2 separate regions of the Mus musculus genome follow, and region 1 is linked to region 2. The links are chromatin loops, found by intact Hi-C in ENCODE. Cell type or tissue: left cerebral cortex. All regions are shown on one strand. Links, peaks and the distances in the headings refer to the core of each region. The heading gives the core; the rest is flanking DNA.

Evidence for each region. Hi-C counts contacts between places; a loop is a spot of excess contacts. Peaks named below come from ENCODE experiments on the same cell type or tissue, not always from the same donor. Only the 100,000 strongest peaks of a DNase experiment are listed, where the experiment ranks them.
Region 1: a loop joins it to region 2, with 2.4 times the contacts of the local background. A loop is called at or near these places in 3 of 42 quality-filtered maps.

What each region holds. Positions count from the first base shown.
Region 1 is chr8:24,201,499-24,217,027 of GRCm38, forward strand. No RefSeq gene overlaps it. Among named protein-coding and RNA genes, the nearest start is that of Gm51564, 160 kb to the left of the region's middle. In left cerebral cortex, for the core only: no CTCF peak of the experiment used is centred there; DNase peaks (open chromatin) are centred at 9,820, 11,244, 11,487 and 12,999; H3K27ac peaks cover 3,392 bases.
Region 2 is chr8:23,785,831-23,801,359 of GRCm38, forward strand. It overlaps Zmat4 (zinc finger, matrin type 4), which reads left to right. Exons shown (of 7, transcript NM_177086.4): 3 at 11,512-11,601. Among named protein-coding and RNA genes, the nearest start is that of Zmat4, 120 kb to the left of the region's middle. In left cerebral cortex, for the core only: no CTCF peak of the experiment used is centred there; DNase peaks (open chromatin) are centred at 6,713, 8,993 and 9,862; H3K27ac peaks cover 1,862 bases.

The sequences.
Region 1 (15,529 bases), core at 5,059-13,058, 420 kb after region 2:
ACCATCTGACTTCAATATTTGGAAACAATCTCCAGTGGAATTAGAAAGAAATACTGTCATTCTCCTAAGGACTTTCCAGGAGGGTACTGGCTCCTGCGACCCTTCCCTCACAAGCTGACTCACAGAAAGTGAGCTGTGGATGGAAGGTAGTGCCTTCCTAATACCACAGTGTTCTCTCTGTATGTGCTCTTAAATCCAGACATTTTCTGGGAGCCAGCAAAAGTCAGGCAGGTACTCCTTGCTTCCATCTCTGATAGTTCTTGCACACACTAAGTGTGCATTAGTATGGCATAGCTCACTCACAGTGCTGAGCTGTACATTCCTCTCCTGTGTGCTCCTTCAGGGTACCTCCTTGGCCATTGCAATGGTTTATATATGCTTGGGCTAGAGAGTAGCACTATTAGGAGTGTGGTCTTGTTGTTTTAGGTGTGTCACTGTTGGCATAAGCTTTAATACCCTAGTCCTAGCTGCTTGCAAGCCAGTCTTCTCCTGGCAGTCTTCAGATGAAGATGTAGACTTCTCAGCATCTCCTGCACCATGTCTACCTGGATGCTGCCATATTCTTGCCTGATGACAATGGACTGAATCTCTGAACCTGCAAGCCAGCCCCAATTAAATGTTTTCCTTATAAGAGTTGCCTTGGTCATGGTGTCTGTTCAGAGCAGTAAAACCCCAACTAAGACAGCCACTATTCACTGGCTCTTCCTTGACCTCTGCCATTCTTCTATTAGGAGTGCAAACAGACCACACCATCTCCCTAGAGTGAAGTTCACAACATAGCTGCAGTCCTAAGAGCATTCGCTCACCAGGTCAGCTTCCCGATGCTGAGCAAGACATGGCTACATCTATGAGACACCGGGTGCTTTGCTCCATCCTGGTGGGAGTTGTCATGATGTCACACCAACTTAGCCTTCCAGGGAGCCTGATTTGGCTCTTACCTTCACAGTCGTTTTTTGTTTTTTTGTTGTCTTCTTTTTCTTCTTTTTAGCTAGCTCAGTCGGTGACACCGAACAACTCCATTCAGCTGCAGAGATGGGATATGCTTAGAAAGGCACATCTCTGCTATGCAGTCAGAGTCAGGCACACTTGAAGGATTCAATCAGAGAGAGGTTAATGAAGGGAACCCACACTGGTGCAGCATGGTTGGTGGACTAATAAAAGACCTGAGAATGGCAGTGGTGAACCTTCCTAAGCATTACACCTAAGCAGAAGAGACAGGAGGAGGAAGCTCGAGTGGACCTCAACAAGAACTGGGACCATGGAAGTACTGGTCAGCTTGTTCTTCCTACAGGCAGGGGTGCACACTGACACAGGAGCCCTACATTTTTTTTCTTAAATGGGGACACAATTCCAGGGCATGTGGGTTTGGGGAACTGTTTGGACTCTCTTCCTTGGTGCTAATGGAGAAAGGAACAGAGGCAGAGGCATAGACAGATAACCACCCAGAGCCTAGTACATGAGGGTTATAGGACAGGCTGCCTTTACACTCCCTGAGAACCAGGAGCAGAGAGCCCAGACCAACTCTGAATCTGAACAGAAAATCTGAGAATAAGAATTGGGATGAGGGCATGTCTTAGTCAGGGTTTCTATTCCTGCACAAACATCACCACCAAGAAGCAAGTTGGAGAGGAAAGGATTTACTCAGCTTACACTTCCACATTGTTGTTTATCATCAAAGGAAGTCAGGACTGGAACTCAAACAGGTCAGGAAGCAGGAGTCGATACAGCGGCCATGGAGGGATGTTACTTACTGGCTTGCTTCCCTTGGTTTGCTCAGCTTGCTTTCTTATAGAACCCAAGACTACCAGCCCAGGGATGGCACCACCCACAATGGGCTGGGCTCTCCCCGCTTGATCACCAATTGAGAAAATGCCTTTCAGCTGGTTCTCATGGAAGCATTTCCTCAAGGGAGGCTCCTTTCTCTGTGTCAAGTTTGTCCAGCTTGTGTCAAGTTGACACAAAACCAGCCAGCACAGGGCATGAGGGAACAGAAAACTGCCCAGCAAATGCTGAGTTGTGCTCTGAGCCTCCTGCTCTTTGAGCCTGAGGACCAGTGGTGGACTGGAGAACCAGCCAGAGTCCAGAACAGACAAGGCAGCCTTGCTGTGGCCTACGAATGTTTACCTGAAGCAAAAGTAGAAGTGAGTCCCACTTCATCTGCACATCTGCGGATGCAGGAACACCTTTACTCTATCAAGGTGGGGACGCAATTTGAGTTTTGGGAACTTATCACACAAGGTCTTTTAAAATAGATAGAAAACTTATTTAATCTCTAGGCACATTCTAAGGCAAGGTACTGATAAGAATGGATATACAGCAGGTCTTTCCAGCCTGACAGGTGCCCTTGAATCTTGATTCTAAGAGATGGTCTGAAGGATAAGCTGGTAGAGAATTCCCATGTTTGCCAATGACACTCAACACAACCAAGATTCTTGGGTGGACAAACACTAGTCAGACAGACACATGTGAAATCTCTCATAAGCCATCCTTCTTCTGTGAGCTTTATTAGGTAAGGCTGGGTGATTCTTTGCCATTGAATCTCACCAACAGTTATTCAGTTTGAATCCACTGCCCCCAGGAGTCCCAAATACTGTCATTGTCCCAGGGCAAAGTGAGTCAGGGATACTGACTCACACAAACCAAATTAAAACCACAGCACATTGGAGGAATGCCATTAGAACACAAGGACAGAGTTGTTTTGTTTTGTTTTGTTTTTTCCAAAGAAAAGATCTACCATGTCTCCAGTTGAGGACAATTTCTTCTCAGAGAGGTCAAAAAAATAACTCTAAGCTAGGTAGTAAGTGCAGAATCAGATCAAAGGGGAATCGGGAGTCTGGGAGGATTTATCCTGGCTGGCCCTGGTGTGACATGATGAATTTTTCCTCGCCCTTGATATGCACACCTTCCTGGTAATTAAATTAAGGCCATCTTGCAGATTCAGTGTCTCTTGGCTTGGCCTTGAACAATGCTAAAAAAAAAAAAAACACAGTGCCTGTTTTTGCCCTGTTGAGCTGCACTTTTGTGATTCAACTTCTTGCTTAGGCTTCTACAGCTCAGTGCATGGGCTGCTCAGGGATGGGCTGCTCCTAAATGGTTCACATTCCGACCCTACCTTTCTGAGACCTGAGTCACCTTGTGCTGAATCCTTGTGTGTGTGAGGACAGTCAAAACCCTTGGCACACCCACTCAGACCATTGATAAACCCTAGATGTGGGTTTTGCTAGCTGAATACTAGGAACCAAATCTCACTTTTCCTTATCTCCAACTACTTCAGAGAAATCTCCCTTTTCTGCTTTTACCTCCTAGGTAACCATGGGTGTGCAAAAAGGTACGTGTTAGGGAAGTGTGTGGTGTGTGGTGTGAGTGTATGATGTGTGTGGGGTGTGTGTGTGTGTGTGTGTGGTGTGTGTGATGTGTGTATTGTGTGTGGTGTGTGTGTGTTTTACCTAGCATTTAATTGGGATTTCATCAGAAATCCCAATTAAAACTTTAAAACTAAAATTTAAAACTTTAGTTTGAAAAGGTTTCATCTATAGAAACTTTCTGAAATGAGCCTGTAAAATCATCACCCTAACTGGTTTTTCACAGTAGACTATAACAGACACACAAAAATTGAAATGAATTCTTGCCACACCTTCCTAGATTGCTGCAAAGAGCAATGGCATTTGGAGGTCATCTATACACCTGACCCTGCGTCAGCCCACCTGATGGTTAACTGCTCCTGCTGCATCAACTCAGGCACTGTCTTTAAAGAAATGACATTGGACCAGGTGGACTGTGACCCAAGAAGGTCAGCTTTGTCTCATAGGCAGGTCAGTTATCCTGGGACGTGTGTACTGAAGACTCACTGGATAATTACTTTCCTAAACAATGTCTGAAAGAGAAGAGGGAAGATAGTAGAGTCAAGGAAAATGTTATCTCAAAACTGTACTGTAATCCAGAGATCCAACAGTGTCCTAGAGGTACATGGTTCTTAAGGGCTTGGGGATTCATTAACCACCAAACACTCACTGAGACAGACATCCCTCTGAGCAGGCCTGTGACAACACAGAAGTTGGCATTCTTTGTATGAGGGCAACTTCTAGAGAAAAACTCTGCAGAGCACAGTTAGCCATTCACTCCCATAAGTTAGAGAGACATGCAAGTCCCTGCCCTGACCCAGCACTAGACTACAGACATGTCAAAGCATTTGATATTGTGTCAGGATTTCACCTACAAAGGTTACTTTTGAGAACTTTATAGTCAACTTAAAACATTGCCCAGAGTGTCAGGTTTAAATAAGCTCAGATTGAATAGCTGCATTCAGAGCTAGCCAAGTGTACAGAGTGCACACATCTTTACAGCATCCCATTATGCAAGCTGGGGACAAGGCTATTGTTTGGATGGAAGTATTCCGGGTCTGGTATATTGATGCTCAGAGGTAATGGCTTTAGAAAGAAGATTAATTCTAGAAACAGAACAATCATTCCATCATGAAGACAGAAGGCGTCTTCCTGCTTCTTATACAAACCCATCTCTACCCACAAAGGTAAACATTAGCTAACAAATGTTATTGTCCAACAGTCTCAGGCTACCCCTGTTCTGTGTTCAGAGAAGTAAGGTGAAGTAACACGCATGGCCAGAAAACAAGGTTCCCTACAGCGACCTTGACAGTGCTTGCAGCTGTGTCAATCAGAAGCTAATCATCTGCAATGGCCCAGGCAGAAGACCTAGGTAAGCTAATAGAATTGTCTGTGACACTATTCTCTTCGCTCTATCCCATACCCTTGTGTAAACTCTCCTGTAACTCTACCCCAAACCCATTGTCAGGAAGTGACAAGATATTTTGGCACCAAAATGTCAGTGACTCATGATATTTCTCCCCTCCACTTTCCTTGGAACATTTCGTCAGGTCCCCTGGGATCAGCTCCAATGTAAATGGGACACTAGTCTTGTTCTTGGGTGCACAAGCTTGGGACCAAAATGGAGAAAGGACAGAATTTCTGCACAAATAGAAAAGATGGGTAGGAGCCCACTCTGTCTTACCTTTCCTCATTCTCTTTGCTAGCAGAAACCCAATTTTAGGTTTTGTAGCCATGTGCTTATCTAAAAGCCAGGCTCAGACTTCTTTGCATTGAGATGTGGCCAAACTGATTCAAGTCAGTTGGGGAGGAAGCACAAAGAAAGGACTGCAAACCGAGCTGATGTCATTGGCCAGCATCACTTCAGGTTTAACCCTACCCCCTAACCCACTTTCTCCTGTTGGGATATGAACATGGTGACTGAAGAACCAGCACACGTTTTGTACAGCAAGACTGTCTTTAGGACTGAAGAGAAGGAACATAGTCCCCTTTGCCACGCTAGCTCTTCCGTTTCCTTTGGGTGATGGAGAAATGAACCGCCATCACGTTTCAGTTTTCTACGAAGTACAGCTAGAATGAAGCCAAGCACAATCAACACAGAATTGAGCTCCTAGAAGAGGGGGCCAGAGATAATGGAGCCCCAGACACTAAGCAGGTTGAGTGGAGACATGTGCTGGAAATCCCTTGATGGTCTGAAGACATAGCTGTCCGCCATGTTAGTCTGTAACTCAGAGATCTGTCAATATGCTGAGTACAGTTGAAGAATCTAGGCAGTGTCCTGGTTAGCATGTGCCGGTCTTTTTCTGAGGCTTCTTCAGCTGAATTTCTAAGGAAGAGAGATAATTCTAGCAGAACTAGCCAAGCTATAAGCACCATGGAGTCGGGCATCCAGGTGGAATAGATTCCTCATTCGGCCTCTCTCAGAGGAGGTCAAGTGTGTTTGCACTGCATACAGAAGAGTCTGTGAGCTGTGTTCAAAAAAAAATGCTGTTTTTCCAGGAGATGAGGCTACTGTCTCCAAGGAAGGTGGGGACTTGTTCATAAATTGGGGATTAAAAATGGTTTGCTTTATCCCGGTGTGCAAGTTCAGATGAGTCAGGGAAGTGGCCATTAATCTGAGAAAGCAGACCACAATTGAGCCAAGACCAATAGGTATAAGATGAGACTCCTACTGCTTTATAAACTCCTTCAAGCCTTCTTCAGTGAGTTCTGTTGGTATGGCTGAATAGAAGCGAAAAGACTAAGTCTATCCACCATAATGACAGCAAACAGGGCCATCAGCAACGTAACACTTTCTACCCTCAAAATAGTCCTTGGAGGATCCCCACCCCCCAAACCCAGTATCAATAGCAAACGGGTTATAGTAGGTGTGCAAACCCCCTGACAGAATCTCTACACACTTACTTTAGTTGAGGTGATGGAGGGTGACAGACAGAGACAATACAAGCTCAGGTCCTAGTTTGATGAACAGCATAGATGGGAGTCATTCACCACACAGAACTGCAAGGCCAGGGGCAGCCTGTGCAAATAGGGGAGGGAGGATTTTTGTGTTTGTTTTGTTTTGTTTTGTTTTGTTTTGTTTTGTTTCTTTTTTTTTTCCATTTTTTATTAGGTATTTCGCTCATTTACATTTGCAATGCTATACCAAAAGTCCCTTGTTTTGTTTCTAGTTTTGCCCAAAAGGATGTTCTCATTTCTGTGGTTCCATGGACCACCTTTCCATGCATAGCACCGCTGTATCTGAATTTCCATTTAGTTACTTAGATTTTCTTTTACCATAATGTGGCTTCTCCCTTACAGCTCTCTGGAGACTTGCTATTGAGCTGCCACTGGACCACAAGAGGAAACACTGAGATGTGATGTGGAAGACTGCATGCCATCCAGATACCCTGAACTTTGAGCTGCGCACAGTAATTAGGCAAGCTCTCGGGATAGCTTTTGATGGAGGTGGAATAGACGTTCTAGATGTAGTCTCTGTGGACACAGACTAGCAAGAGGGCAAGCTAGCTTAGCTTTTAATCCACTCCCTTCTAAAAGGACAGACATCTTTCTTTTACAGAAGTGGGAAGGGGCTATTTTTAAAGACTCCCTAAAGCAAAGACTCGCTATTGCTAGAGAACTACAAGGGCCCATGGGATCTTCCAGAAAAGACCCTTAAGCACGCAGGAGTTGTATGTGTGTGGAGGGGGGAGACCCCTCCTTTGCATTACCTGTTGTTTTCTTGTCTTGCTAAAAATATGGACACAATGACTAGAGGAATGCCCATGAACTTGGACTAAAAGCCTACCCCCAGCATGCAACTTACTGCAAAATGGAGGAAGAGAAAGGGGGAAGGAGGCTACCTCCCCCCAACCCCCCCATATCTGCACATTGCTCTTTGTTACCTGGTATCAGTCATTGTGTTTCTCCTCAGAGAGTCATAGAAGTCACCGTATCTACTTAGCACCACTGTATCTTCTGTTTAATGACCAATGGCTCCAGGTCAAGAGTAGTTGGTGGTTTCTGCCACCCAACCTACATAGACTCGGGAGCACTCACCAAGCTTCCAGCTCTGAGCGGTCCATACCTTCTGAGTGAATAAACTGAAATCTTATATTCATAAGATACTAGGAAACAAGTCACATGGACATCGCTTGGGCACATGGTGGCTTCACTGTGGGCTTCTAACCCTGGGAGGAAGACCTGGAAACATATGACCCAGATATTTTAGGCAGGTTTGAGCACAACTTGTGCATAATCTTGCAAAGAGTCCCAGTGGTGTGAACTCTTGTTCAAAGCCTCTCTTCCCACACCCACCATTGTCTTAGCCAGAGTACATGGCTAAGCATAGAGGATGATTATGGTCTCTCGAGCTTTGAGTGTATAGAAACTGTAGTCTCTATCTTCTTTTAGGTCTATAAAGGTACTGAGATGGTCGTAGAACTGGTGGACACTGTATTGGTTTCTTATTGCTGCTATGACACATTTCCCACAATGTAATGGTTCAAGTAACATCAAAATTTTATTCTGTTATAGTTCTGAAGGTCAGAAGTCCAAGAAAGACTATAACTGGGGCTTCCTAAGATAATCTATAGCCTGACCTCCACAGTTTCTAAAGGTTGCCTACATCATTTCTTGGCTCGTAGCCCCAATAAAGATCTTCAAAGTCAGCAGTATGATATCTTCCAACCTCTAACATTGCACCCTCTCACTTTGAAGATCCTTGAGTTTCTAAGGAGCCCATCTGATACTCTAAATCAATATCCCCATCTTAATTACTACTTCTAAGTCCTTTTGTTACATAAACTCACTGGTTCTGACTAGCTCGGGGACACCTTCATGAAGTTTTTCCTCAGTACACAAATACCAACATCAGCTCAATGTTCTTGCACTGTGTTGAGTGTCCAATGTCTCCAAGGTTCCTAAGTAACTGTTCGTTTGAGCTTCCAATGTTGTATGTAAAGCTTTTGTCAAGTTTCTATTAAAAATAAGTTTAGTTTATTGTGCTCAGTGTGGGCACATGCTGTAGAAACCCTCAGCTAGGTGGGTGCATCTATCCACTTGCCAGAGTGTTTGTGGATAGTCCCTTTGCGATCCAACCTTGTTAGATTATGGTGGTAGATTATAAAGAGGTAGGTCCTGATAATTCATACTCCTTCCTGCTCAAGCCCTTGTATGCCTCTATGACTTTGCAGTGCCTCCCAAAGGGACAGAGTTTGTTTCCCTGGTCCTTGATATGGGACTTGTGAACATGTCTTCTTTGTCTCACTCCAAGTCACCTTATAAAAGTTTGTCTTCTTGTACGTCTGTGGTAGAATCCTGGCTAGTTTTATGCCAATTTGATAAAAGTTTAAGGTATATGAAAAGAGGAAGCCTCCACTTAGAAAATGTTTCCATAAGATACAGCTGTAAGGCATTTTCTTAGTTAGTGATTGATGGAAGAGATTACAGCCCACTGTCGGTGATGCCATCCCTGGGCTGTTGGTACTTGAGTCTGTAAGAAGGCAGGCTAAGCAAGCCATGATGAACAAGCTAGTTAGTAGCAGTCCTACATAGATTTTTCTATCAACTCCTGCCTCCAGGTATATTCCCTGTTTGGGCTCCTGTCCTGGTTTCCTTCAATGATCGACTACAATGTGGCAGTGTAAGTCAAATAGACTCTTTCCTTCCTACATTGCTTTTGGTCATGGTGTTTCATTGCGGCAAGAGAAACTCTAAGACAAGTTGGTACCAGGATAATGAGTGGAGTGGAGTATTGCTGTGACAGACCTGACCATGTTGTTTGTGGAGGATTGTGGGAAAGCTATTGAGTGTTCAAAGCTTGGTGAGCTGGTTCTACAGGAGCCTGGGAAGATTAAAATCTTGAGAGCAGTGCAGAAGATGGAGGTCTGCCTTGTAACGTTTCAGAGGAAGTTTAAAGACTTTATCAGAGACATTTGTTATTTTGAGTTAAGATTCCCTGGTTCTGGGGCTGAAGAATGAGTTATTTTTAACAAGGTACCAGAACTACTAAATTGAAACCTTTGCCTTTCTGGGATACTCAATTGAGACATTGGCAGTGATTAAGAAAAGACCAGCAGCATTGATATGAAATTTTCTGGAAGAGTTTACTGAGTGTCAGCACACAGAAGCTATGCTACAGAGATGGCCAAGATTGCACTTCATGTTGGCAGTCAAACTTGATATATAAGAGTCACCCAGGTGCTACTGGTTTTGAAGGCATGAAGGTATCATGGAGAGCAGCTGAGGCTTGACACTGTGTAAGGCCAAAAGAGGCCTTTGGTAAAGGTGCAGCCTTAGTGACAGCTGAAGGCCTAGAATTGAAGGGATCATACAGAGAAGTTGAGCTTTGACACCATGAAGAAAGCCCTGGAGAGAGGCTATAGTTGAAAATACAGCCCAGTTGCAGCAGAAGAGCCCAGCATTTTGAAAATACCAGTAACTGGGACAACCAGCAGCTGTAAAGTGAAGCCATATCCTTGAAGACAAGCTGTGGGTGCTACCAAGGCCAGAGCTGGAGACGTGACTCATGCTTCCTAAAGGAGCCCAGAAAATTGTGACTGAATTTCAGATATTGCTCATTGAATTATTTACAGTTAGAATTTGGTTTTGCTTTGTGCAGTTTGTGACTGTGCCCTGGTTGTTCTTCCCTCTTGAGGTAAACTCTTTAACTTATTTTTTATTTTACAGGAGCCCATAGTTGAGATTTGTTTGTTTGTTTGTTTGTTGTTTTGGGTTTTGGCAGGTTTTTATTATTTATTTATTTGTTTATTTATTTATTTATTTATTTATTTATTTATTTTGGTTTTTCAAGACATGATTTCTCTGTCTTCTCAGAGCCTTGGCTGTCCTAAACTCATTTTGTAGACCAGACTGACCTTGAACTCAGAGATCCACTTGCCTCTGCCTCCTGAGTGCTGGGATTAAAGGCATGTGTCACCATGCCCGACTGAGACTAGATATTTTTATTAAAGATTTAAAGTGTTTGAATTTGTAAGGCTATGGGGCATTTTAAGTTTGTAAAATGTTTTATATTGTTATATCTTTATCAATATGTGATGTTGAGGATGAACAAGAAAAGGAAAAATGTGGCTTAACGGTGATGTGTCTGTGTGTCAAGCTGGCAAGGGGTCAGTTGTACTGGACAGTTTTACATCAACTGAATATACACTAAAGTCATCTGAAATGAGGGACTCTCAACTGAGAAAATGCCTCAGTCAGATCCAGCTCTAGGCAAGCCTGTAGGACATTTTCTTAATTAGTGATTGGGGAGGTGTATAGTGCCATCCCTGGGCTGGTAGTCTTGAGTTCTATAATAAGCAGGCTGAATAATCTACGAAAAACAAGCCAGTAAGCAGCATCCTCCATTGCCTCTGCATCAACTCCTGCCTTTGGGTCCCTGCCCTGTCTGTGAGTTCCTGCCTTGGCTTCCTTCAGTGATAGACTACAATGTGGAAGTGTAAGCCAAATAAACCTTTTCCACCCTCAACTTGCTTTTGGTTGTGGTGTTTCATCACAGCACTGGAAACTGTAGTTCAGACAGGCAGGACTAGAGGGACACTGGTTGGAGGAGGAAGAGAAGAACATGGCACTTGCCCAGTGTCAGGCCACCTGTCTTTAGGACAAGCTGCCATCTATTACAAAACCTGAGGGATAAACACATGTTATTTCACACAACAGATCCCTGGGAATGCTCATGTAACATTCCTTGTGAGCTGCTCAGGGATGGCCTAAGTGTATTAATCTACACACCTTCATCTTATAAATGGGTGTAACTCTCCCTATTTTGAAGATTAAAAAAAAAAATCTACAGAGAAAAAGCTGCATACCGTGTAACTCAGAGGATCTGGAACCACAACAGGAATCAGGCCATGTGCCTGTTTACTTCATAGCTACTGGCTCAGATCTGGGCCATGACTAAAGATATGAGTCTCCCTTCTCCCTCCCTTCTTTTCTTTTTGCATGACTCATTTCAACCTGCCCTAAAAATTGGGTTTTTACATTTTCTTTACAAGAGTGTTCAGGGCCACTTGGATCATCAATAAACTGTGAAATTGTACAAATGGACACAATGATGTGTTGATGCAAGACTCATATTCTAACAGCCCAAATGCATTTTTTTTGATCCTTCACTTGGGGCATGGCCATGTGTCTTGTATGGTAAGCAGTGTACCATAAAACAATGGCATTTGTCCAGAAGCCGACCAACATGTAGTTCAGCTGACAGCATGGCAGAACTATTTTAGAAGATGAGCCACAGCTGAGATTTTTCTTATGAATAATATTTCTTTCTTTGCTTCAAAATCCTAAAGAATGTGGGTGTGGTTCTTCCTAGAAACTTTAGAAAGCTGAATTTCTAGGAGACCCATGGGGGGAGGGCCGTTCAACACCTCAGTTGTTCACACCTGAGACCTAAGGAACCCAAAATATAAACCTGTGCATGGGTCTTGGAGAATAGGGGACACATAGGATACAAAGGTGATGGATGGAACAAGAGAGTCAAAGATGCTTGGTGCCATCTTACAAAGATGTAAGAGTGGTCTTTATACAGTCTACTCATGCCCAAACGGAATAGAAGATTTAAGAATGACTGATGGTAAACAGGGTTTATGAAATGTGGCACCCTGCTCTCTTATTGTCCGGAATGAAGTAGCAATAAAAAATCTCCCACACCAGCTGTAATGTTATTATGGGAAATTGTAGGGAGATGATTTCTGCTGCCCATTTTAGGAGGTTCTGATGGTGGTAACTCTGGTGGTCATTGGGACCCCCAAGCATTTACAATATCATTTCATTCTGGAACTACCCTTTTTATTGCAACCTGGTGCAGAAGGTATTAATCTTAGGTCTTTCTAAAAATATAGATAGAGTTGGGGGACTTAGAAAGAATTATTCTCTGAAGCCACAATAGTAGCCAATAATGGAATAATTAGTATCTAGGTACAGCCCATTTAACGTCTTTATGTAACAAACTAACAAAGAAATGCTTGGAGCATAGGAAGTGGACATGGATTGGAAAAGGGGGTGGGGTGGAGTGGGGTGGCAGCAGCTTTTTTCTGACACTGCTGATTTGGATAACGGCTTGCACATGCTGGAGATCAATGTGGAGTCCTCTGTGCATGTGAAGGAGAGAGCGTGTTAAGCCTTTGACACGCCATATCACCCAACTGTGCCCACGAAAGGCACAATGGGATCCTCATAGAGTCCTACTCACATAATGAGCCACTCAGCAAAGTCTTTTCTTTACTGCACCCCTGCTTCTGTGTTCCCCAGATACATCTTCAGGTGGGTGTCAACCCAAGCCAGAGGAACTTTGTTCAAACCCAGCAACAAGAGCAGAGAGCTTCTCTAAGTGGAGAATCCCAGGATGGTGGTGGCCAGATGCACACTGAACCCAAATCTGCTCAGAACAGCAGGCCAGGTGAGCCAGAGGCAGGGATCAAAGCAAAGTCTTTGGAATCAGAAAACCAAGGTCAAGCAAATGAGGACTGGGGCAACACAGACAGGCAACATATGTAGCTGTCCTAAATACAGCTTGGTGGGTGGGATTGTCTCTGCCAGCCTAGGCAGCATGCTTAACGTGTGGGTTCTATATAAAAGAACAGACGTGGCTAGCCTTTCTGCTCTATGATGTTTTATGCTCGCCAGCTAGAGCATTCTATCCCCTTCTTTGTAAAGCCTTTTCCCCAAGCCACTAGCTGCTCATATGGAAGCTGTGCTGATACATCTGTCTGTTCCCTAGGCATTAGCACAGCCCACGTGGCTCTGGCTCTGTGCCCCATCTCCCCATTGCTCAGATCCAGTTTTGTTTTCTCCTGTTTTCACTGGGATACATTGTATCATCTGTAGAGGCAGTTGTATGTGTAAGAGGGCATCTTCCCAGGACAAGAGATACTTGCTTTAGCCTTAGTTTGAAAGAAAGGAGTATTGCTCAAAGTTACCTTTGTTTGTTTGTTCATTTATCTTTTGTTTTGTTTTGATTTGTGTTCTGACTATTGTCTCTTAAATCAACCCAGCTGGAGCCTTTCAATTGTCCGTGTTTCAAGACCATCCATAAAAGACAAGTCTTCTAGTTTTTTGGTAGGTTGCTGAGTTCCAGCTACTGGGAGTCATTGATTAGAGAATGAACCACAGAAGGATGGGATAGAAGTCAAGGGACCTCTCTTCCCTCTGTTTGGGAAGTCTATGGAAATGTGTTGGCATCTGCTCCTTCCAAGCAACCCCTCTTCTGGTCCAGTGGCTACAGGAAGTCTTGGCATGAACCTAGCTTCCCCTAGTAAGACCATCTTCATCCAGATGCTCTCTGGTCATAAAGTTGTGGGTTGTTTCCTCCTCTAGAGTCTCTGGATTCCAACACAATCCTCTCTCTGAGAGTTTCAGGTCCTCCAATTATCTTTATAACTATGTTTCTGTTGGCTGGAATTTGGAGTATGCAGGTGTGTGTGTGTGTGTGTGTGTGTGTGTGTGTGTGTGTGTGTACATGTGCACATGAATAGACACAAGACACAGACAATAGATACAACAGGGGTAGGAAAGGAGAAAGAGACAAAAGATTACAGAGAACTGGGTTGGATCTCAGAGTTGCAGGCATCACAGGACAGATAAGAGTGAATACCTCCAGGCTCCAAATGTGGCAGCCACTAGCCTCACTGCCATGGAGCCCAGACCTAGTCCAGCCCGTTACCAGAAAGGAGGTTATTCTGGGTCACCTTCCTTTCATCGAGTCATCTAGAAATGACTTATTTTCAGGCATCTTTGTTAAGATTCAAATGCTGTCATAAAATATCTTCATCACAATAAAAATGCAAAGTGCAGAGCTGTGGTTCTGCACCATGTCACAGAGGGACGCAGAGACATCATTCAAATGTGTTTGGGCCAGTTACTGCACATGCGCTTGCAGGCTGATGGGAAGTTAAAAATAGCACACTCCATTAACAGGGAGAAAAAAGAAAAGAGTCTTCTCCAACTAAGTAAGTGCCTTCTCTTTGTCCTTATTTTATAGACACAAGCCCCCTCCAGATTCTGAGCAAACTTGCATTTTGATTTTCAGCAAGTGTTTGGACCTAGCAGCACACAGCTGCAATGTGAGGCAACCCGGGAAACCGCAAAGACACAAACAGAGCTAGAAGCAGCAGAGAATGAGGCAGCCTTCCCTCCCCCGGACAGCCTGCCATCTCCTTATGATCTTTAAAGATCATATCTATCACGTATCTTTAAGAGGGTGTATTGCCCGGGCTCTCTGGGGTCACAGAGGAGTTTTAATATAAGGATATATGGCAGTATTGGGAAGCAGTAGTAACTGAAACACGTTGTGGTAAGTTCAAGTTGTTAATGATTTGGATTCTGTTTTTAAAATGAGAGCATCTCATTTATATTACAAATGGGGAGCTCAGATCCACACACCCCCTCCCCAGAAGCAAGAGATGTGTTCAGATTTACTCTCTCTCTAGAGGTCTTTAACTCTGGCTTGGGATAGTACTAGACCAACAGAGGCAGGTCTAAGAACTTCAACTGAAGGGACAAGCCCTGGGGATTATGAATTCCAGTTTATCCTGGACAGGTTCAAGGGATGGAAAGGTCATATACTTATATAGTCTGTCTGAAGTTATTTCCTTATCAGGCAATTGGAAATAAAATCATAAACTATAAACTACATCATAAGGTACTAAAATGAGTTCATGTACACACACACACACACACACACACACACACACACACAAATATGTTCCCATGTCAGGAGAGCAAAGAGATATAATCAAACTCTGAGGGTTACATAATAAAATTTGATCATTTTAGGCTAAACACAGTCTGAATTGCTGCCATGTTAGCCCCAAAAATCTATCTTAGAGAGTCCCTACGTGATGAACCTGGCTGTGTTTCAACAGAACTATATCAAAGGCTGGCTCCAGCTTGAGGCCCTTAACTGCCAGGCCTGGGTCAGGGCTCCCACTGTATTCAGCCACCACCACCCCCCTTCTCAACCACCTCTTTTCTGGGTACAGGACTTGTGAGTCAGCCCAGGCCTTATTTTTGGAGCACCAGCTTTTTAAAGCCAAACATAGCTCACTGGAGGGGTTTAAAATACATAGTCATCTGCACAGAGGGGAGGAAAGCTCACAGTACATTTGTAACCAGAGTCACAGCTATCTTCTTGGTGAGTGTGTGTGTGTGTGTGTGTGTGTGTGTGTGTGTGTGCCCGCGCACACGCG
Region 2 (15,529 bases), core at 3,637-11,636:
TGTTTTCCTTCATCTACTCTTTTTATTTTTGAGACAGGTTCTTTCTCTGAACGTGGAGCTCACCATCTTGGTTGGATTAGCTGGGCAGCGATCCCAAGATCCGTCTACCTCTATTTCCCTGTGTGGGCAAGGGCGAGTGGGGCCAGGGAGTGGGGGACAGACAGGTTAGAAAAGGAGCGGAGTCATGCTGTGGTTTGTCTGTCAGAATCCTCATTCCTAGGTACCATTCAGTAGCTTGTAGGAAAAATAGAATCCCAGGTCCTCCATTGCCATCCTTCTCATGATTTGGTACGAAAGCCTTTTAAAGACTCTATGAGGCAGCAGCTAGGGTCCCAGGACACTTTAGACAGAGGATGGGAAAGAAAGGATGGCTCTGCCTCCCCCCCCCCCCCACCGCCCCGTAAAGGCTCAGCCTCCCCCGTAAAGGCCCCGCCTCCCCCATAAAGGCTCCGCCTCCCCCGTAAAGGCTCCGCCTCCCCCTTAAAGGCTGGTGCTGAGGTGAGATCCAGGAACCAGTGTCCAATTCAGCCCTCAAGAGAACGCGTTTGTTGCTCGAGGGACGTAGAGGTTCTAGACACATCCTGGGAGTATGGCTTAAATAAAACGGTGGTTTTATTTAACCACCTGTCTAGAGAAAAAGAATTATTTCAGAAATTCTCCATTTTTTTTTCTTGAATCGTGTGATAATTCAAAGCAACCTGCAAACAGACTGAAAGCTGGGACTGGAGTAGGCAAACAGTTCATTTACAAAGCAGGTGGCACATGAGCTGTCAGCTACGGAGCTGCAGCTGGAAGCGTACGTACGCAGGTTCTCTCTGAGGGTCTGAAAAGCAGTGTTAACCAAAACAAGTGTTTCCAGAAAAAAGAAAAGATGCTTCTGAATGCTTAACTCTGTTTGGGGACTCAGCAGTATGAGATTCAAAGCGGGGAAGTCCTGTTTCCCCATCATTAAGTTAAACAGTACCATGAAACCTTTTTTCTTTTTCTTGGTATCGGAGCTGGGCCCTAGAACTTAGCACTAATGGTGGGCAGGCCCCCAACCCTGGCATACTTTAGTGACATAGTGTTTTTTTGTGTATAAAACTAGCTCAACTCTGTCTGTATGTAGAGGTGTGGTAGTGAGCACCAGGGGAAAGAGACCGGGTACCACTTTTTTTCTTGTTCTTATACACTGGTAAGCTCTCCTCATAAAAGTTGCCAGCCTCTCTTTGTGGATTATCAATGTTATCTACGTGTATAAGTTGTTTTAATAATAACACAAACATAATTTTTTATTGTTTTAATTTAAAATACGATTACATTCATCTTCCCCTTTCTTTCCTCCGACTCCTCCCATTTTCCTTTCTCAAAATCATGGCTTCGTCTCTTCCAGCTTTTTTTTTTTTTTTTTTTTTTTTGGTTTATATATTTAGTCCCTAAAGATATAAAAACATAATCCTGCTGAGTCCATTTAGTTTTATTTATATGGATATGATTTCAGGGCTGAACACTTGGCATTAGATAGACAGTTTGGGCACTCATCCCCAGAGACAGGTATTTCTCCTTCTCCCTGTTAAAAAAAAAATTAAATGTAGTTACATTTCAAGTGTAGGCAAGTAATGTGTCTTTTAAAATATAATTTTCTGAAGGATGAATAATTTCCCTGACAAGGAGCTATTGTGTTTTATCCATATATATTGTTTAAAGTGGAGTCCACCCAAGTTTTATCCTGTCATCTGATCCACCTGCTTACTTAAACAGTTAGCGGGCATTTATAGAAAACTGCTCTGTGAAGAATATTTAAAAGTGCATATGGAAATGGATCAGGTCTACTAAAATAAAGAGGAACTAAAGATCTAGTAAGAACAGAATTCAGTTTGGGAGTACTTACACAGTGCATCATAGCTTGAAATTACAGGGTAAAAGGAGACTTTAATATGAAAATGTTATATGGAGTGAAGAGGCCATCGGACAGGGAAGAGGCCATCAGACAGGTTGAGCAGCACATGTGAGCCCACTCATTCTGCAGATCTCTTTTTGGTTATTGGAATAGCTTGTAGCTCACCGCCATACAGGGCAAATACTCTTAATTACAGGGTAATTTCCATAGACTGGACTTCACTCAAACGTGTCTTCTGCTTATGGCTACAGAAGGGTTTATTTGGGAGGTGGTATTTTTATGCATTGTTAAGGTTTCCCTGTAATCCAGCTATGAACGTTCTCAAGGAAACCAAGAGTCCCTGGAAGGTCACAGTGCAGGTCTGGATGGTGTTAGACTAAGCTTTAGAGCTTTCAGATTTCAGAGGATCTGGGGGGCTTTGTTTCTTCAAACGGCCCTGGCCTCTTTTCCTTTAATCATTGATCCTCTCTAGCATTAACTGCTCTGTAAGGGGTTTAGCAGAGAGTATCATTTTCATGACCCCCCCCCCCCCCATAGCAAAAGAAAGGCAGGCCTAGATGGGCCTGTTTGTCTACTTCTCTTCTGACTGCTCAGAATAAACAGACATCATGGAAATCCATTTATCTCCAGACACTCCACAGGGGAAAAAAATCCTTTCTCCATGTCTTGGTAGTGATTTAATTTTTTTAAATTGCAAGACTTTGATTTAAAATTGTAATGCGCCGATGTAGTCGCTTGCGCTTGCAGTCAGCAGTTTGGATTCTGTACAAATATCTTTATACAATTATGGTACAGAATACCCCTCTATCCTTGGTCTTCTCCAATCCAAATGCATGTGCCCTGATAGAGCACATGCTAATACATGACTCATGAAGGACAAACATTTCTTATATCAAATGGTTTAAATGGTGATATTTCAGAAAAAAAAAATTAACAAAACCAAAGTAACCTAATTCTAGGAATTCTGAGACCACATTTTAAAGGATGGATCGATTTCTGCGTACAAAAGGAGTCTGAAAGAACACGTAGTTTAGATAGATGGCATATGCATCTCTCAGCTGGCCTGGGGGAGCAAGACAAAACAGACTGGAGGACTTGGGAGACACACTTCCTTGCAGCTTGGAAGCCAGAAGTCTGTCATCAAGGTGCCAGTGTGACTGTTTCCAGTTCTGCTAAGGGATATGACTAGCCTTCGGAGAGAGAGGAAGAGGGGAGAAGGGGAGAGCGGGTGAGGGGGTGGACCTACAAGAGTGTTGGTCACAGAGACAGAGGTCATAGTGACTCTATCTTGTATGTGCATCTTGTATGTGTATACCCTGTATGGCTCTCTCCCTTCTTCATGCTTCATGGCAGAGTCCATTTTCTTCAGAGCTTAGGCTTTGAGCACAGTTTCCTATCAGGGCACACGCTGCTAAAGGTCCTGGGTGTTGCTCTCTGACTCACAGTGCAACATGTGGGTTTGGAGACAGCAAACAGTGGGTTGGAGACAGCTGGCACTTTCTGCTTCCATACAGAGGGATGAGACTCAGTCAAGACTATCCGGGCACTAAGTCACCACTTTTGCAATGAATTGAGAAAACTGTGGATTTTCCCTCCTTAACTATGGAATGATTTTTGTCTAAGAAATTTAGAAAAATCAAGGACATAAGAAAGTTCAAATCACTTGCAATTAGACCAGCAGTTTTCAACCTGTGGGTCATGACTCCTTTGGGGGTTTCATATCAGATACCCCACATATCAGATATTTATGCAACAATTTACAACAATATTAAAATACAGCTATGAGCCGGGTGTGGTGGCGCACGCCTTTAATCCCAGCACTCGGGAGGCAGAGGCAGGCGGATTTCTGAGTTTGAGGCCAGCCTGGTCTACAGAGTGAGTTCCAGGACAGCCAGGGCTACACAGAGAAACCCTGTCTCAAAAAAAAAAAAAAAATTACAGCTATGAAGTAGCTTTGATGGTGGGGGATCGCCACACGAGGAACAGAATTAAAAATTTTGGAGCATTAGGAAGGTTGAAAGTTGCTGAATTAGACAAGCTAAATCCCGCAATACATTTTTCCTAGACTTATATCACAGATATGAACATGCATACATGTATTCTAGTATTTTTGTTTATGAACGTGATATCCTTCATGTTCTTGTTTAAAACTGCCATTTTCTTGTTATTACTCTGTCTATATTGTCTAGCGTTCCGTTTGCTAATGACTGTAGTCATCTGTCATACAATGTTTTATAATATTTGACTTTGTATTTAGGGCACTTGACTCAGTCTTTGATCGTCGCCTTCATAAATCAGATTCTGTATGGGTCTTTAATTGATTCTTGAAGTAAATTCATAGAAGTAAGACAGTTAACTGCATTAAGCTTTACTTTCTTGATGCTTATTGTCCAATTTCCCCAGCAAGGTGCTATGGACTAGCCTACCTCCGTGCTGAATATCGATGTTAGTTTTACTGCCAAAATGGATTATGTGTAATTGAGGAATCAGCACCACTTTGATGGAAGAAAAAAAAATAAACCTTTTTTTAATTTAAAAATTGTCAGGTTGCATTTGGATGAATTTCTTAAGTGCCTTTGGTTATTCGTGTTTCTAAAATTTTATTTATATCTTTTGTCTAGTCTAATATTGCCTTTTCTGTATGAATTAGTGATGCAATATATTCCGTCAAAGGCCTGTCGCAAATACTGCTGTGTGCTGGCTGGTTTTCTTGTAACACAAGCTAGACTCATTTTGGAGGAGAAAAATTGAAAATATTATCCCCCACCAGATTGGTCTTTGAGAAAGCATGTAGGATATTTTCTTGGTTGATTGATGTGGGAGGGTCCAGGTCATTGCTGGTAGTGCCATCCTTGGTCATGTGCTCCTGGGTGTTATAGGTTAAGCAGGCTGAGCAAACCATGGAGGGCAAGCAAGAAGCTGCCTTTCTCCATGATAGCCTCTGCACCAGCCTCCCAGTTCTTCCCTGAAGTTTCTGCCCTGACTTCTTTAGATGATGAACTACAAGCTGTGACATGAGATAATCTTTTCCTCCACAGGCTGTTTGGGTCATTGTGTTTACTGCAGCAGTAGAACCCTTGACTGAGGCTCTTGCTTTGAGCAGTGCTTCTCGGGGGCATGTCCCTCACTACATCACTTCATGTTTGTCACTCTTGCTTCTTTTGCTTGGCTGATTAAAAATGTTCTGACTCAAGGTTGATCAGGTCCAGCTGGTTTCATTACATTTGAGGGCCTTTAATTTCACTTCATCTGTTTACATCTTGTATCAATGCAGCTGTAATGTATGAGTTCTGGTCTTGTGAATGTAAGTTTCTATTTCAATGCCCACCAGCCTCCCCCCCTCCCCAACCTCTGTGGGTCTTACTTCATTCTAGCCTGCCTTGTCCTGATTTCTGGTTCTACCTCAGAGTACTGGAATTATAAGCCCGATGTCACACCTAAGTCCCCATTCGCTACTTGAACCCATTTTTCTTTAACACACATTTTGTTTCTCTTAACTTCTGCAAAGATCTGTGGTATGTTTTCTACTCTTGAATGCTGTGAAAGACCTTCAAGTTATGTGATGGCATTTTTAATTTCCTTCCTTTATTAACTCAGACAGTATCATCTCAATCAGGTGTCTGGTTTCGTTTCTCAGGTTATACCCTTGGTTTATGTTTTTCTCTCTTTCATCAACTGACACAGCGTGTACACCATTTACGACTTATTTCTATTTGTCCTTGTACATACTTGGAAAATAATTGTTTGACCTCTCCTCTGATGATCTGCTAAAAGCCATCCTTGGACTGTGGGTGGGGCTCAGGCAATTGACTGCTTGGCACAAGCAAAGCCCTGGGTTCCATCCCCAGCAGCACGGGAACTTTCCTTCACACCATATGGTAGTTTGCTGTGTGCCACTCACCCCTGGCATGCCAGAGGCCATAAAGGTCTACTACATGCTTCTGTATGTGCATCAGCTAGGCTACTGGGATTCGTTCAGGATCTTCCAGTCCAGTTTCAGTTCTAGGAGTACCTGCAGACCCTATCAGTAGCTCAGAGCCCATGATGGGGACCTGTAAGGAGGGTCTAGGCATCTCTGGCCTTTTCTGAGACAGCAAAGCCTTCCTTCAGGCTTTCCTCTTCCTGCTTATCTGACCCAACATGCACACTTACTCAGTGTAGGAAGGTTCTGGGCCCAGCTTACTTATATGGTAAGAGCAGAAGCTACAGACATCTAGGAGGTGACTATTCTCTTAGCAGTCTGTAACTCTTGTGGTTTTCCTGGACACATGCAGGTCCCAGAAGTCATGAGTCCTGAAATGGGATCTGTGGTGGTTTGAATATGCTTGGTCCAAGGAGTGGCACTATTAGGAGGTATAGCCTTGATAGAGGAATTGTCTCATTATGGGCATGGGCTTTGAGACACTTTCCTAGCTACCTGGAAGCCAGTCTTAACTGCCTTCAGAACAAGAGGTGAAACTCTCAGCTCCTCTTGTACCATGCATTCCTAGATGCTGCCATACTCCGGCCTTGATGATAATGGACTGAACCTCTGAACCTGTAAGCCAGCCCCAATTAAATATTGCCCTTATAAGAGTGGCCTGGGTCAAGGTGTCTGTTCACAGTAGTAAAACCCCTAAGATGGGTTCCTACCGGGACAGCATTTCTTTCATGCTTTGGAGGGAATCCCTGTCTCCCACTGGACAACAATTCTCTAAACCCCAGTGAGTTAGACTCTTGATGTTTGTTGTCTCAAAATATCTCAGAGATGGCGGCCTGTGAGAATCACAGTTCTATAATTATCAGTCCATTCTAGGCTCTGTTTCTTTGCTGTTCTTGGCTCTCTTCGGGTGGTTTCTGGAGGAGGTTTAGTTAGATGGCTATGTCGGAACAAGATGGTGAAAGACTTATCTTGGAAATCAAGAATGGATCATGATGATTATTTAAGATCGCACCTCTCCTGCCAGCCTCAAAACTGAGATCTGAGGATGAAATGAGACGATGAACGTGGGAATTCTTTGAAGGCTGCTTGAGGAATTATGCAAATACAAACGTGCTTTGTGACCGCCACATCTTGTAAGAGGAGAAGCCAGTACCCTCATTGGTAATGAGCTTGAGTTAGGCTTTTAAAAAGAGGAATGTGCAATTGTGAAAAATGATTATTTGGGTGAAGAACAGATCAATTTCAGTTCCCATGATCTTCTTGCTTCTGCCCAGCAATCTGAAATAGGGCTTTGCATTATTCTTTGTTCCCCCAGCGCATTTCTGCTTTATATAGCTTCTCTGTGTGTCAAGAGATTGTTTCGGCTAAAGAAACTAATCTTCAGATGGGTCTGACTCAACAGAATGCCCAGGGCAGGGCAAAGGCTTTATTTAAAGTTGAAGAGTTGGTGATTTCCCTAGACCATTGGGGAAGCTTGAATGCGTATGCTTTCAGTGAAAGTCAAGTCTTTTGGATGAAGCCTCTCGGGAGGCAGTTATGCTAGGCTCCTGTCTGCAAGTATAACAGAGTATCATCAATAGTGTCATGTCTTACATGGGATGTGTTTTGAAGTTGGGCCAGCCATTGGCTGGCCATTCCCTTAATCTTTTATCCCTGCACATCTTGTAAGTAGAACAAGTTTTGGTTGAAGGTTTTACCGGTGACTTGAGACCCACTCCAAACACCAGGCTGTGTTCCCTGAGTCTTGTGGAAGAGTGGGGGATAGAATTGAGCAAGTTGGATGGGTCAAGGATACCATAAGACCTACAGAGTCAACTAATCTGAGCCCATGGGGCCTCACAGAAACTGAACCACAGAGAAAAGAGCATTCAGGGGTTGACCCTAGGCCCCCTACATGTTTGGAGCAGATATGTAGCTTGGTCTTATAATGGGTTCCCTAACAATTGGAGGGGAGGCTGTCTCTGACTCTGTTACCTGCTGTTGGCTCCACTTTCCCATAAATGGATTATCTAATTGGGTTTCAGTGGGAGAGGATGCGTTTAGGCCTATGGCGACTAGATGTCACAGGGTAGGGTGGCACTCCAAGGGGCTTCCCTTTCTTCTCAGAGAAGGGGAGGGGTAATGGGGGGGAGAGATTGCAAGAATAGGACTGGGAGGAGAAGAGGGATGGGGCCCTGAGATAGGGATGTAGAGTGAATATATAAATAAGTAAGTAAGTAAATAAAAGAATGTAAAAGATTTTGCTTTAAATACAAATATAAAAGCAGGAGAGACCCTGTTACTTCCTGCTCATTTTTTTCTTTCTTCAAGTGAGCGTCCTTTTCTCTCTCCTGAAACTTCACCAACTAAACCCTGAAGTATTGTTTTCTCCTGGAAGCTAACTCCACTTGGTAGCGACTCTGTCACTTTTACACCTTTGAAAGGCAGTGCACATTGTCGGTAATGAGAAATCTTGACAACGTGTAAGAATCTGTTGTCGTTGTGTCTGTTTGTAACAGAGGGTCCAGTTCTGCTGATGTGGACACACTGACCCCTCTCCTCAGTGTCTTGTCCATACATGGAATCTGAAAATTTACCACACAGTGGATATCCCAATTGCATTGTTCTTACCAAAAGAAAGTTTAAAGCGTGAGTGGGTTGAGAAGGCTCATCTAGTATCAAGTATCCCAATGAAAAAAATACATTTGAATTTTCAGTGTTGGTGAGGGCCAATTATACCAGTGCACAGTGTGAGCACTTCAGAGCAATGGTGGCTTTCACCAGATGTAATCATTCAGATAAAAAGTGAACTTAAAGCAGAGTACTATGATGTGAGCCACTGCCATGCTCATGTGGTATTACAGGCGGTTTGTTAAAGAGATAATAGTAATAATAATAATAACCCATACTCCATTTTATCTAACAGATATTTTTCCTATTCATCACTTTCTGGTAGCACTTGTGGCCATCGCGAAGTTTAGCTTTGTGCTTGGTAGTTTTTATTTTATATTTCTTACATGGCAAATGAGCTTCTGGTTTCTCCATTCTGCATAAGGCCATTCTACTGCTGCTTTAACAAGACTGCTATTGTTGACCAAGCCTTTCTGTCCCATTTTTTTTGAAAGTAGGTAATGCTAAAATGAACATCTTTGTTACAATTTAATTTTAACTTTCTGTGGGAAGTTCACTTGCTGGAATAAGTGGAGTGACATTACGGTGCCAAACTTAAAGGGCTTTCTGGAAGGTAGTGGGGTAGAGGAGTCAGTCGGAGGCACCCAGCTAGGTGCTCCAGAGTCTTTGGATGGGGATGTGGGGACAGCCAGGATTCATGGAGATGTCACAGCATGCTGAAGGCTTAAGAACAAAGCGTTGGTATCCTTTCCCATGGTCAATCCTACTGAGAGGGCTGGCTGCCACTTTTCTTGAGGTTCAGCTGTGGCTAGAGGTGTGAGATCTGACTCTGGCAGTTGGAGACAGTGGTGCAATGGGTCCAAGAAAAGGGTGGGCACTCATGAAGGAGACACTAAGGTATCTTCACTTCTACCCGGAGGCCATCATGGTTTCCATGGTGGTGCAAGGCTTTGGTCATAGCCCCAGGAATAGCTGTGCCTGCTCTGGGTAAATAGGACCTCAGAACCTGAAGGGGACTATCTGGTGTACAGTCCTAGAAATTGCTAAGAAGCCTCAAATCCCAATCTCTTTCCTCACAAATAGATTCAGAGAAAGGATTGTCATTTCTTCTCCGTTTGTTTTTCTTTTCTCTTCTTTTCTTTTGTCTCTTTTCCCCTCCCCTCCCCTCCCCTCCCCTCTTCTCTTCTCTTCTTTTCTTTTCTTTTCTTTTCTTTTCTTTGTGTTGTTGTCAATTAGTTTTGTTAAACTGCAATTAAGTAACTTGGTGAACTTTGCCTTTGACCAAGAGTCTTCTCAAGAGAAACAACACACTTCAGGGAAAGGGAGAAAGGGGGTTAGAGGCAGGCCCCTGGGAGAGTTCAAACTTCCTCATCACCCTGGGTGTGCTGGTGATACTGGAGCTGGGGAATTGGACACCTGCTTCGGTCTGTGTGAACATGAACAATTACTCCCAGTCTGTTTTTCAGGCACCATATGTGGCTTCCACCTACACAAGCTCTGTGTTCTGAAGAATTAAGTGTTTCTTTTTTATTCTTCTGCCTGAGGCTGTACTTTGAGTAATACCACCATCCCTTATCTTTACCCCCTCCATGGTTAAAAAAAAAAAAACGTATGTAGATTTTAGTAATCAATATTTTATACACACACACAGTATGAGTTTGTACCATGTCATTCTCAAACATATTACAGAACTTGAGTGATGTTCTTGGGTCATCTAGCATGTCATCATAGGCCCCTAGTTTGCTGTCCTATCAAATTTCCAGTCAAGAAAACACTTCAGACAACCTTAATTCGGATGTACTTTGGCACATGGTGATGACCACAGTGTGTTTTCCGGCCACACCGAGGTACTTAAACATTTGTAAAATTCCTCATGCTCACAAACGCACTTGAAGGCCTTGAAAGTGTCCAGGGACTGTTTGGAAGTGTGCTCTGCTTGTTCTGGGCAGGATAATGGAATTAAGAAGTGATGAATGAGAAAGGCTGGCAGGAAGGATTTATAGTGCACGCTGTAAACAAAACACAACTCGCCGGCTTTTCTCCGAAAATCGCTCTGCCTTCTTAGCTAATCCATAAAAGTGAGCCATCATCCGCTAGGCTGGCTTGCGCTTGACTGTGGATGAAGATGGAGTGGAGGAGACAGAGGGCCCCAGAAGGAGGTGATCTCCATGCCAACGGGAAGGGAAAGGGAGTTGGAATGAGAGTGTGGTGGGTTAGGAGCTGGTGCTGTCAATGGGGAGGGAAGCAGGACTGTGGAGATCACAGCATTCTGTGGGAAATCATCTCACGCAGGTCTCCTAACAGCCACAGTAGCGTTGTGCTCATTTTGTGTGAGCAGAACACCTAACTCATGTAGACTCAGAGTCCACTCCAGCTGATGACTAGCCTGATATCATGCAGCAAGCCGGTGGGAGAGCCAGGGTTTGCTCTCAACTTTAGGAACACTTGCTGACTGTATGCTCTTCTTCCTTGCTTTGGGGAGAACATAAAAATTAGAATTCCAATATTCTTTCAAGTGGTAGAGATCAGCCCCGGGTGTGTGTGTATGTGTGTGTCTGTGCAAGTGCATGTGTGTGATATGATCACAGAACTAGGGGAAATTGAACTAATATGCAATTCATTTTTCATTGTAGGCCTTGGAGAGGTCAAGGTCTCATAGACCATTCCCATCCACCTGAGGCTATTTGCTTGTAGGGCACTTGGGCTTTGACAAGTTTCTAGGCTTTGTAAAGCCAGATACCCTAGGATTCTTTATGCCCCAAGTCTGAGCACAGGAGAGAAGTGAGATAGAACATCCCGGTACTCCTTCCATTACAGTTGATCCTTACGTAATTTAGTTTGCTTATCTGTCTTACTTTTGAGGACAACTAAATGCACGGCATAAAAAGAGCTGATTTGTATTATCCTGAAATGGTACCGGCTTGCTGAACTTACCATAATTAATCTACCTGAAGCTGACTTCCATGGAATTTTCAGGAGCACAAGAAAGTATTTTCTACCAAAAATAACGTGCCTTTGTGGTCATTGTCTGCATTTCTATGTACTCCTCACAAGTCGGCTGTTCTTTTTATGGCACCTCCTTGTGTTTTTTCCTCCCCAGAGTCGAAAACATGCCAGCAAAGTCCGGCTGTATTACATGCTTCACCCCAGGGATGGTGGGTGTCCTGCCAAGAGGCTCCGAGCAGAAAATGTAAGTATTTGGTACCATCCAATGGCATGGGTGGTTTGCTATGAATTTTGCATGTGTACGAGTTGGAACTGTGTCCAGATGAGTAGAGAGAATATTCCTTGAGTAGGGTCATGTTCTGATGGGGAGAGGGTCCTGTTTGTCGGATGGCCTTTTCCTTTCTACGGGAACCTGCTAATATCCTGGCTTCTGGTGATGTTTTGCTGGAGCTCTTCAGAGAAAAGAAGGCGCAGAGTTGCTGGGACAGAGGCAGCATGGGTGACAGGAGACAAGGGCCACCAAAGACAAAGCGTGGGAAGAACAAAACCTAAAGGGCAAAACTGACGGAAATACCAAATGCTTTGTTCTTTACATATTTGATTTCTCTGCTGTGTAGAACACAATGCCATCTTGTTAATTTATAATGAGGACCACACATAGCATCTGCAAAGAAACATACTCGGGCGATTTGATCAGTGACCCCCTCTGCCTGAGGGTGCGTTTACTTGAGAAGACCATGACAGGTGGGAAGTTGCTTCGAGGTAAAATGTCAGAGCACTGGGGTTCCTTCCTGCCGGGCTTTTCTCTTGGCAGGGGCTGCTGTGTGAGGGGCATCCTCTCGTCCTCTAGACACGGAAATCCCGCATGCTAACACTGAACTTAAATTAAGCACATTAAACTTTGTGTTTCAAGAGGTTGTGGAATAGTCCTGGTACTATGTAGCATCAGTTTGTAGGTGTTGGTCTCCATTTTTAATAAATGATCAATGAAGACATATTTGAAGACCATGGACTTGGGGGATTTTCTGGGAAGAAAATAAGGGATGAAGAAACTGTGTGTGCCTGCAGGCAGAGAGCTCTTGGATTGTCCCCTCACACTAATGTCACCTACACCACTTAGCATTGTAGCAGGATCTGATCGCAGGTAGACTGATCTAGACACTGGTCACTGATGGGGTGTGACAGTATCCTGAACTTGTTTGAGGGGAAAAACCAAATGACCTGGAAAGTTTGCAAACTGCTGAGGCCCAGGCCTCTGTCAGCTCCTCAGCATCTGGCACAAGGAATTGATCTCGTGCTGCCTCTGTGGACCATTAATACTTATACTTCCCTCTCTGGTTTTTGTGACTGTTTCATGAAGTGATAAACACAAGGCTGGCTGGTGGCATTGCCTGAGGAAGAACCAAGTAAATAAGACAGACTTGCTGGCAAGAACTGAGGGATAAATGATGTAAAAGAAATAGCTTTGGTCACAGTACCTTTATTGACAGTGTTTGAAAAGAACCCCAGAGGCAAAAGGTAGGGAAATCCCACCAAAAAGTCTCAGCCAGGGAAGTTTGTTCCCAAAGGGCTAGCATTTTTCTGGGGATTGGGATATGAGTAGAGTTTATTAGGTGGTAGAGGAAGGCAAGAGGGAGGGAGAGATGTCTTAGCTGTGTGCTTATCAAAAAACCCATGCTAAGCTATAGATGAGTTAGCCTTACTTAGCCTTTGTGGGACCTCAGAATCCTATACCTACCTGGAAATCATGCCTCCTTCTGATGAACAGGTAAACTAGAACTGTTTTTGTTTTTGTTTTTGTTTTTCTGTTTTGGAGATAGCCTAGAAGTGGCGCCTGTATCCTTACTTGAGAGTTATTAGTTCTTAATTCTAAAAGACAGGAGGTGCTGAACTTCAGGCCGACTGGATAGAGAGCTCTTTGGACACATTTTTATTTACTACTTCTATATAATCACGGATGTTGCCCTTACATGGGAGCTTCTCAACCTCTAATGTCTAGACAATGAGCAGCAAATGGGGCCTCAAGCTGGCTTTGTGGACTTGGAGGAGACAGCGTTTGCTTCTTTGAGCAGTTCCACCATTTGCCTGCCTTGGGCTCTGTTCTGGGCCAGTAAATAACCTTGGACCCAGCTCATATGAGGAGAGATATGTGGATTTTAGAACAAGGCCCATTTTCAAGGCTTCTATATTTCAGACCCGTGTGAAAACCTTCCTTCAAGCACCCTGGGTTTTGGAAAGTTTTACCTATCAATCACTTATCATTTATCCCACCATTTCCCATAATTCACTAATCACAGTAGGAAAGTAAATCAAAAACAGAGAAGCAACATGCTCATCCCACTTTAGGAGCAGAGGTCGTATGTGATTTTGTTACAGCATGTGTAATGGATTTCATGGGTACATAGGCCATTTCCACTAGATGCTCTGATATGCTGGGTATAGTTCAGATAGGCTTCAGCTTGCATCCGGGGCTCTGCTGTAAGCATCTGGAGGAATTTTGCCTTGGACAGACTCACACTAACAAACTGAGGGAAGGAATAGGCAATGATAAACAACCCATCCATAAAAGGAGATGCCTGACTCCCAATCTATATATTTTTTTCCAGCCAAGGAGAACAATCTGCTATAAATCATACTTAGAGGGTGGCGTATGCTCATTCTGAAAATGGTCCAAGAAGCCACTCGTTAGCTCCATAAGAAGAGGCACCCAAGTGGACTGCTTTTGCTCAGCAACAGCATCCCTGATCTTTACCCTTGCTGCTAGTTTAGGACCAAGCAGAGCATGGCAGACATGCACACTTAACAGTAGTGTGGGGTGCTTTGCCTTTAACTGACCTTCTTCCAGTGTTTGCCCACAGCGACCTACAATCAGAACATGCCCGAAGGCTTCTGTGTTTCCTAAGAGAAAGCTTCCTTCTCTTCTTGCCTTTGAGTCATCCTTAAACCTATGTGATGGTGGCTGGCTCTATGTGATGGTGGCTGGCTCTGTGGTACATGAAGCTGCATATAACTAGATTTTGCCCTTTGCATCTCTCTGCTCATGTCCATAGGGCTACAAAATGAGAAGAGCAGCAGTCAACTCACAGCTTCTTATGGAACGTCACTCATGTGCTCCTTCTGCCCTCCCAGATTCCAGAGTCCTGGGCTGAGATGCACCTCCACATCTGCCCCTTAATGCTAGGAGAGGGCATGGCTTCTGAGAGCAGAGAAAACCTTTTCCCCCGTTTCCCCAGGCTCCTTGTGCATGCCCTCCTGCTGTACTCTCAGCCCTTAAAGGACACATGCCAGCCTACATTAGGATAGAAGAGAACAGCTTGTGTCTTAAAGCCCTCTATACACTTATGTCTCCTGTTTTAGCGTTTCCAGCTTCCTAAAATCCCCTTCATATATGCACGATTATGATTTTGCAATTGAAGCTTTTACTTCTTCTCCTTTTGGAACTTTAGAGCAGGAGGCCCAAGAGCAACATCAACAATGAAATAAATCGTTATAGCTGATTCCCTTAAAGACATTTTCAGCAATTCTTTCTATGGTAGAGTCCAATTGGCTTGAGAGATGTTCTAACCCAAAGTGACTGTGGCCTTCTCATTTTATCTTCTCCTCCATGAGCCACATGCTTTGGAGGCATCTCTTTAGGGAATGGAACTTTAAGGGAAATTGGGTTTCAGACTTTGTTGCCTTTGATTAATGAAAGGCGTAAGTGGCTGCCGATCAAAGCTGCCAATCACTAGTAAGTAAACAGCGAATTTCTATGTGTTGTTATATAATTCTCTGTGAAGCTTGTGCTTGGTTCATGTGATAAGGATGCCTGGATACATTTTCTTTGAGGTATGAAAGATTCAGCATGGCTTGGAATCTAGGTGGGGGTTGAAGGTCGAATGCCAGTCTCATGTAGAATTTTCTTATTATTGATGTGAAAAATAAGGATGGAAATATGTGTGCCATGATGCATATGCCATGACATGTCACAACCGGACAGGCCTGACGTTGCTACCTTAGGTTTTTCATTTCTCTTTCCAATATGTCTCAAGGCTGCCCCTGACCTTTGGCATTAATGTCGAGTCCTGATCCAGAACACTGTTCCTGAGGGACAAGTACAATAGCAAGCACATCCTACATTGTCCCCAGCATGTTCTAAGTAGGTGATAACACATTCATAGAGGCCATCCTCC